2 separate regions of the Homo sapiens genome follow, and region 1 is linked to region 2. The links are chromatin loops, found by intact Hi-C in ENCODE. Cell type or tissue: dorsolateral prefrontal cortex. All regions are shown on one strand. Links, peaks and the distances in the headings refer to the core of each region. The heading gives the core; the rest is flanking DNA. Region 1 overlaps MACF1 (microtubule actin crosslinking factor 1). Region 2 has its middle 13 kb from the start of MACF1.

Evidence for each region. Hi-C counts contacts between places; a loop is a spot of excess contacts. Peaks named below come from ENCODE experiments on the same cell type or tissue, not always from the same donor. Only the 100,000 strongest peaks of a DNase experiment are listed, where the experiment ranks them.
Region 1: a loop joins it to region 2, with 3.0 times the contacts of the local background. A loop is called at or near these places in 3 of 110 quality-filtered maps.

The regions. Positions count from the first base shown.
Region 1 is chr1:39,353,479-39,356,395 of GRCh38, forward strand. The region is part of intron 44 of MACF1 (microtubule actin crosslinking factor 1); the gene reads left to right. Among named protein-coding and RNA genes, the nearest start is that of BMP8A, 140 kb to the right of the region's middle. In dorsolateral prefrontal cortex, for the core only: a CTCF peak has its summit at 1,284; no DNase peak of the experiment used is centred there; H3K27ac peaks cover 531 bases.
Region 2 is chr1:39,190,417-39,193,333 of GRCh38, forward strand. It overlaps a transcript of MACF1 not described here. Among named protein-coding and RNA genes, the nearest start is that of MACF1, 13 kb to the right of the region's middle. RefSeq lists an enhancer at 1,092-1,634. In dorsolateral prefrontal cortex, for the core only: CTCF peaks have their summits at 1,372, 1,572 and 2,251 (motif pointing right); DNase peaks (open chromatin) are centred at 1,365 and 1,845; H3K4me3 peaks cover 631 bases; H3K27ac peaks cover 2,420 bases.

The sequences.
Region 1 (2,917 bases), core at 148-2,647, 160 kb after region 2:
AGGTGTATCCTAGGCCCTCTTTTTATCTTTCAGAACATACTTTCCTTGGGCAGTCTCATCTACTCACAACACTGTAATTGCCATTTGCACTAATGAATTCTGTGTATGCATTTCCTTCCAGCCCTGATTTCTGTCCCGAGCTTCAAAACGGTATATAAATCTGTCTGCCTATTTGCAACTTGGGCCCATAAGCACATCAGCCTGAAAATGGAACTCCTATTTCCTATGATACTCCTCCCACAATTAAACATTCTCTTTCCTTTATTCCCACTTCATTGTCTGAACTGGACATCATCCTAGATTCCATTCTCTCTCTCACTCTCCTATGTCAAATCAGTCATCAAATCTTATGGTAATTATATTTCTTTCAAAGTCAGCTATACTTCTTCATCTTTATTGAGATATTATTGTAGTTTAGAACCACTGTCTGCTTTCACTGTTATTATTATAGTAGCTTCTACTGGTCTTCTTGCCTCTTGGTTTTTACCTTCCAGTCCATTCTCCTTACTACTAAGGAATCTTTCTAAAATGCCATATCCTTGCTTAGCCCTTTTTATGGTTCCCTGTTGCCCTCAAGATTACCTGGTTAACTCTCCTCTCAGCCCCTACCCACTGGGATCTAGTCTACTTATTTGGCCTTATCTGTCACCTTCCTTTATACTTGAGCATCTGCTTATATTGATTCCTTTCAGTTTATTGGCTAAACTGTGCTCTCACTTTCCTCTGGGCCTTTACATGCTCTTGGAACTTACTTGCTTCTCCATTGCATAAAGTAACGGAGGGGGCCCAGCTATTTGTTAATTTTTACTCATTCTTCAGATCTCAGCTTAGAGTTCACTTCCTCTAGGAAGCCCTTAATTCACCACCACTCACCAAAGTTAGGGTATATATTCCCCCATATGCTCTTCTTTCTTTTCTTTTATTTATTTATTTATTTATTTTTTGAGACAGAGTCTTGCTCTGTTACCCAGGCTGGAGTGCAGTGGCACGATCCCAGCTCACCGCAACCTCCATCTCCTGGAGTCAAGCAATTCTCATGCATCAGCCTCCCAAGTAGCTAAGATTACAGGCATGTGCCACCATGCCTAGCTAAGTTTTGTATTTTTAGTAGAGATGGGGTTTCACTATGTTGGCCAGACTGGTCTCAAACTCCTGACCTCGGGTGATTTGCTCACCTCCCAAAGTGTTGGGATTACAGGTGCCCAGCCTATAAGTTCCTCTTATACCCTTTCCTACTTTGTAGCATTTCTCATTCGATATTGTTTTGTTGTCTGTATTGCCCTCTAGATGCTAGGCTTGAAAACGCACACTGTTTCTTACAGGCTGCCTGTTCTGTAACAAAACAAAACAAAAAAGCAGAAGTCACTTCTTACTGTTTATTTCTACTCATTTATTTATTCATTTAGTAATTACTGAATAGCTGCCATATGCCAGGAATTAGAAATAAGCCAGTGAGCCAACCAAGTAAACCATCTTCAAGGGCATCAACTGGCATATACAGGCACATTCTATTGAATGATTGAAAGAAGATTACATATTTAGGACACTTACAACACATGGATCATATATTTTAGTGGTGACACCTTTATAGAAAAAATATTGGCTTAGCTGGAATACTTGTGTTCAGTGGCCTTTGTGGACCATTGTCATATTTTATATTAATAGGATTTCTGCCTCTTGCATGACGCTTTTCGAAGGTCCATTATACTGTGTCCCCCAAAGCCCTGGTAGTCTTATAAGAGGACAGAGCAAAAATGGTTCTGCTGTCATAGGGCTCCTCTGACACCTTTTGCTGGCAGCAGTCAACCTAATGAAGTGGTATCTCCATTCTAGGAAGGAAACTGCCTTATAGGTAGATGAGTTGGAAGGTGAGAATGAAGGACACCTAGGTGATATACAGACAAGGTTGTAGTACCGCTCCCACTTCACTATCTAATTGAGCAAGATATATTTGTCATTCCAGCTTTCTTTTTTTCTTCTGCTTTTTTTTTTTTTTTTTTTTTTTTTGAGACGGAGTCTCACTCTGTCACCAGGCTGGAGTGCAGTGGCACAATCTCGGCTCACTGCAACCTCTGCCTCCCGGGTTCAAGCCATTCTCCTCCTCAGCTTCCTGAGTAGCTGGGATTACAGGTGCACGCCACCACACCCAGCTAATTTTTGTATTCTTAGTAGAGACGGGGTTTCACCATGTTGGCCAGCATGGTCTCGATCTCTTGGCCTCGTGATCCACCCGCCTTGGCCTCCCAAAGTGCTGGGATTATAGGCGTGAGCCACTGCGCCCAGCTTTTTTTTATTTTTTAAAGACATGAGGCCTCACTTTGCCACCCAGGCTGAAGTGCAGTGGTACGATCATAGCTCACTGTAACAGGTGTGGACTCACCATGCCTCATTAATTTTTTTTTAAGAGACAGTCTTGCTATGTTGTTGCTCAGGCTGGTCTCAAAAACCTAGCTTCAGTGATACTCCTGCATCAGCCTCCTAGTCACTCAGCTTTCTTGAAATGATGTGGGAAGCTGAGGCTATCAGGTTGTTGTTGATACAGGCTAAAACTAGACGATGATCTGTAGTCCTTCTCTAAGTAGTGGCATAAACAGTATAGGTAGTAAGGAACACTGACAACTCCCACTGTCTTCTAGATTCAGGAAGAACATCCCAATATATGTTTCAAAACAAAAACTCACAGCTCTCCTCAAAGAACTCATATTCCATTGGAATAGAAAGAAGGTCTATGTATAAGCACATAGACACAGTACATACAAATAAAAAGTACAAATTACTTATTATTACCCAGAAATACAGTTTAATCTCTAATTATTGAATTAATTTTCCATGGCTTTTCCTAGTAGGGACAGTCTTCATGGACACATGAGTGACATATTTCACAGTTAAGAACTTGCATTTTTTTTTTTTTTGAGAT
Region 2 (2,917 bases), core at 202-2,701:
TTTGATGGAATCTTGCTTTGTCACCCAGGTTGAAGTGTAGTGGCGTGAGTAGCTGGGACTACAGATGTGCATCCCCACACCCAGCTAACTTATTGTATTTTTTCATAACAACAGGGTTTTGCCATGTTGCCCAGGGTGGTCTCGAACTCCTGGGCTCAAGAAATCTGCCCTCTCGGCCTCCCAAAGTACTGCGATTACAGACGTGAGCCACCGCCTTGTGCTGTCTCTCTTTTTCTCTTTCTCTCTCTTTTTGATAAAAATCAGGATCTTGAGTATTCTGGATTTTGTCAAAAACTGAGCTGGAGGTGGTGCGGTGGCCTGTAATTCCAGCACTTTGGGAGGCCGAGGCAGGTGGATCACTTGAGGCCAGGAGTTTGAGACTGGGTTGGCCAACATGGCGAAACCCCGTCTCTACTAAAAATACAAAAATTAGCCGGGCGTGGTGGTGTGCCTGTAATCCCAGCTACTTGGGAGGCTGAGGCACGAGAATCGCTTGAACCTGGGAGGTGGAGTTTGCAGTGAGCTGAGATCGCACCACTGCACTCCAGCCTGAGTGACAGAGTGAGACTGTGTCTCAAAAACAAACAAACAAAAAAACCCCAAAACAACAACAACAAAAACTAAGCTGGATAATAGTTTTCTTCCCAGGCATATATGAGCATCAGAGACCCAAGGATTATAGGTAGGGAAAAAATGTAGGCAACTGTATTGAAGGTGCTCTGATTTTTAAGAAAATTTTAAAAATTCACTGGATATGATGTATTTGGGGTGATTCTTTCTTTCTTTTTTTTTTTTTTTTTTTAACCTAGCAGTAAAGTACAGGCCCAGTTGGGTCCTACTTAAAGTTTTCCTGTTTGACAATTTATCAGGAATTATTATTGCTTAAGATAGCTTTGAAGTAAATTGTCTGTGTCAAAGACCTTCCTCCACTTCTCTCACTTACCTAGCTCTTGGCAGCTGTTTCCAAAATGTTTGCACTAACTCCATAGATTCATGTCTGAAGGATTAGATACTCCAGGAACATCTATTGGGAGAAAGTTTAACTACAACTGTTGTCCATTTTTCAATTAATGTGCCAGTCACTAATCAAAAAAACAGATGCTGTCGTTTTCCTCATCCACTACTTGGGACACCTAAGGATGGATGGACAGATACTTAAGAGGCTGCCTCCTTCTTCTGAGATTGGGCTTTTCATCAGGGCTGTGCCACAGGGTGTGATGCTGTGTGATAGCAGATGGCTCTGCTTCATGCCCATTACTTTTTGTTTTATCCAAAGTAGAAGCTGTGGTCCCCAGATTTTAGAGAGTAAGGGCTTAATCATACTCATTGGCTTTTCTGCCTTTGCCTGTTTCTGCATTGCCACCTGGCTGCCATTAGAGGGAATTCATTACAACTCTGAGTCCCTGCAGGGAGCTGAGAGGAGCTATCCTTGTGTTTAGGATGGGACATGTGTTCTTAAAACTGGGCCAGGCACGGTGGCTCCCAGCACTTTGGGAGGCCGAAGCAGGTGGATCACTTGAGGCCAGGAGTTCGAGACCAGCCTGGCCAACATGGTGAAACTCCGTTTCTATTAAACATACAAAAATTAGCTGGGTGTGGTGGTGTATGCCTGTAATCCCAGCTACTCAGGAGACTGAGGCACAAGAATTGCTTGAACCTGGGAAGTGGAGATTGCAGTGAGCCGATATCTCACCACTGCACTCCAGCCTGGGCGACACAGCAAGACTCTGTCTCAAAAAAAGAAAAAAACAAAAAACTTAAAAATGGTTACCCAGATTTCCTTTTATGACTTGTTCAGTCAGAGGCAGCTGGGAGGATGCACGCTGGGGAAAGCATTACTCACCAGGCACACATAGTGGCCCTGACTGCTGGCAAGTAGTCTGGGCTGTGTTAAGAGTGAGTCACCTCGGGGAATGGAAAAATTGCAAGGTACTGAGGGGTAGGAGTTGTGTGCCAGTGACTGCTCCTTTTCTGTCTGCTATTTTCTCTATAAGGACTCATCACAAAACCATAAATACTGACGATCCTGTTGAGGCAGCCGTGAAGCCAACCAACTTTATGGTGATAATGTTTCCCATAAAAGGAATGAGCTGACTGGACATAGCATTGTTGCCTTCTATGTTACAGGTGTATATAGATTTTGACACAAGCTTGAACTTGTATAATGAAAGTTCCATGTGTGAGAATTTCATCAGAATAAAAGCAACACAGTTTTCTTTGTTGTTTAAAAACTTAGTCTTCTGTGTCTATCTATCTTTGTCCAGTAGGGGTCACTGAGGGTTAGGCTCTCAATAAGAGAAACACTAATCTAGTGATAAATGAGCTGGATTCCTTGTCTATTGTGACATCTTTGTATATTCAGTACTATGTTTTTTAAAATATTAGAGCAGAAACAAAAGGCGTGAACTTGTATTAAGAACTTTATGGGCGAAGCGCAGTGGCTCATGCCTGTAACCCGAGGCGGGTGGATATCACCTGAGGTCAGGAGTTCGAGACCAGCCTGGCCAACATGGTGAAACCCCGTCTCTACCAAAAATACAAAAAAATTAGACGGGCATGGTGGCGCATGCCTGTAATCCCAGCTACTTGGGAGGCTGAGGCAGGAGAATTGCTTAAACCCGGGAGGCAGAGGTTGCAGTGAACCGAGATTGTGCCATTGCACTACAGTCTGGGCAACAAGAGTGAAATTCCATCTCAAAAATTAAAAAAAAAAAGAATATTTCTGGACAAAAATAACAATCCTGGGCAAGATTCTGGAACAGTCCCCATAGACAGGGCTTCTTTTCTTCGTATCATTTTTTTCTCCATTTCTTTAAGATGTTGGCTACCAGAGTTTCCTGGAAAAAGCTTACTAGATAGATATTATTTCATTGGGGAAAAGGGTCAAAATGCCAGAGAGAGAGATTACTTAAAATGG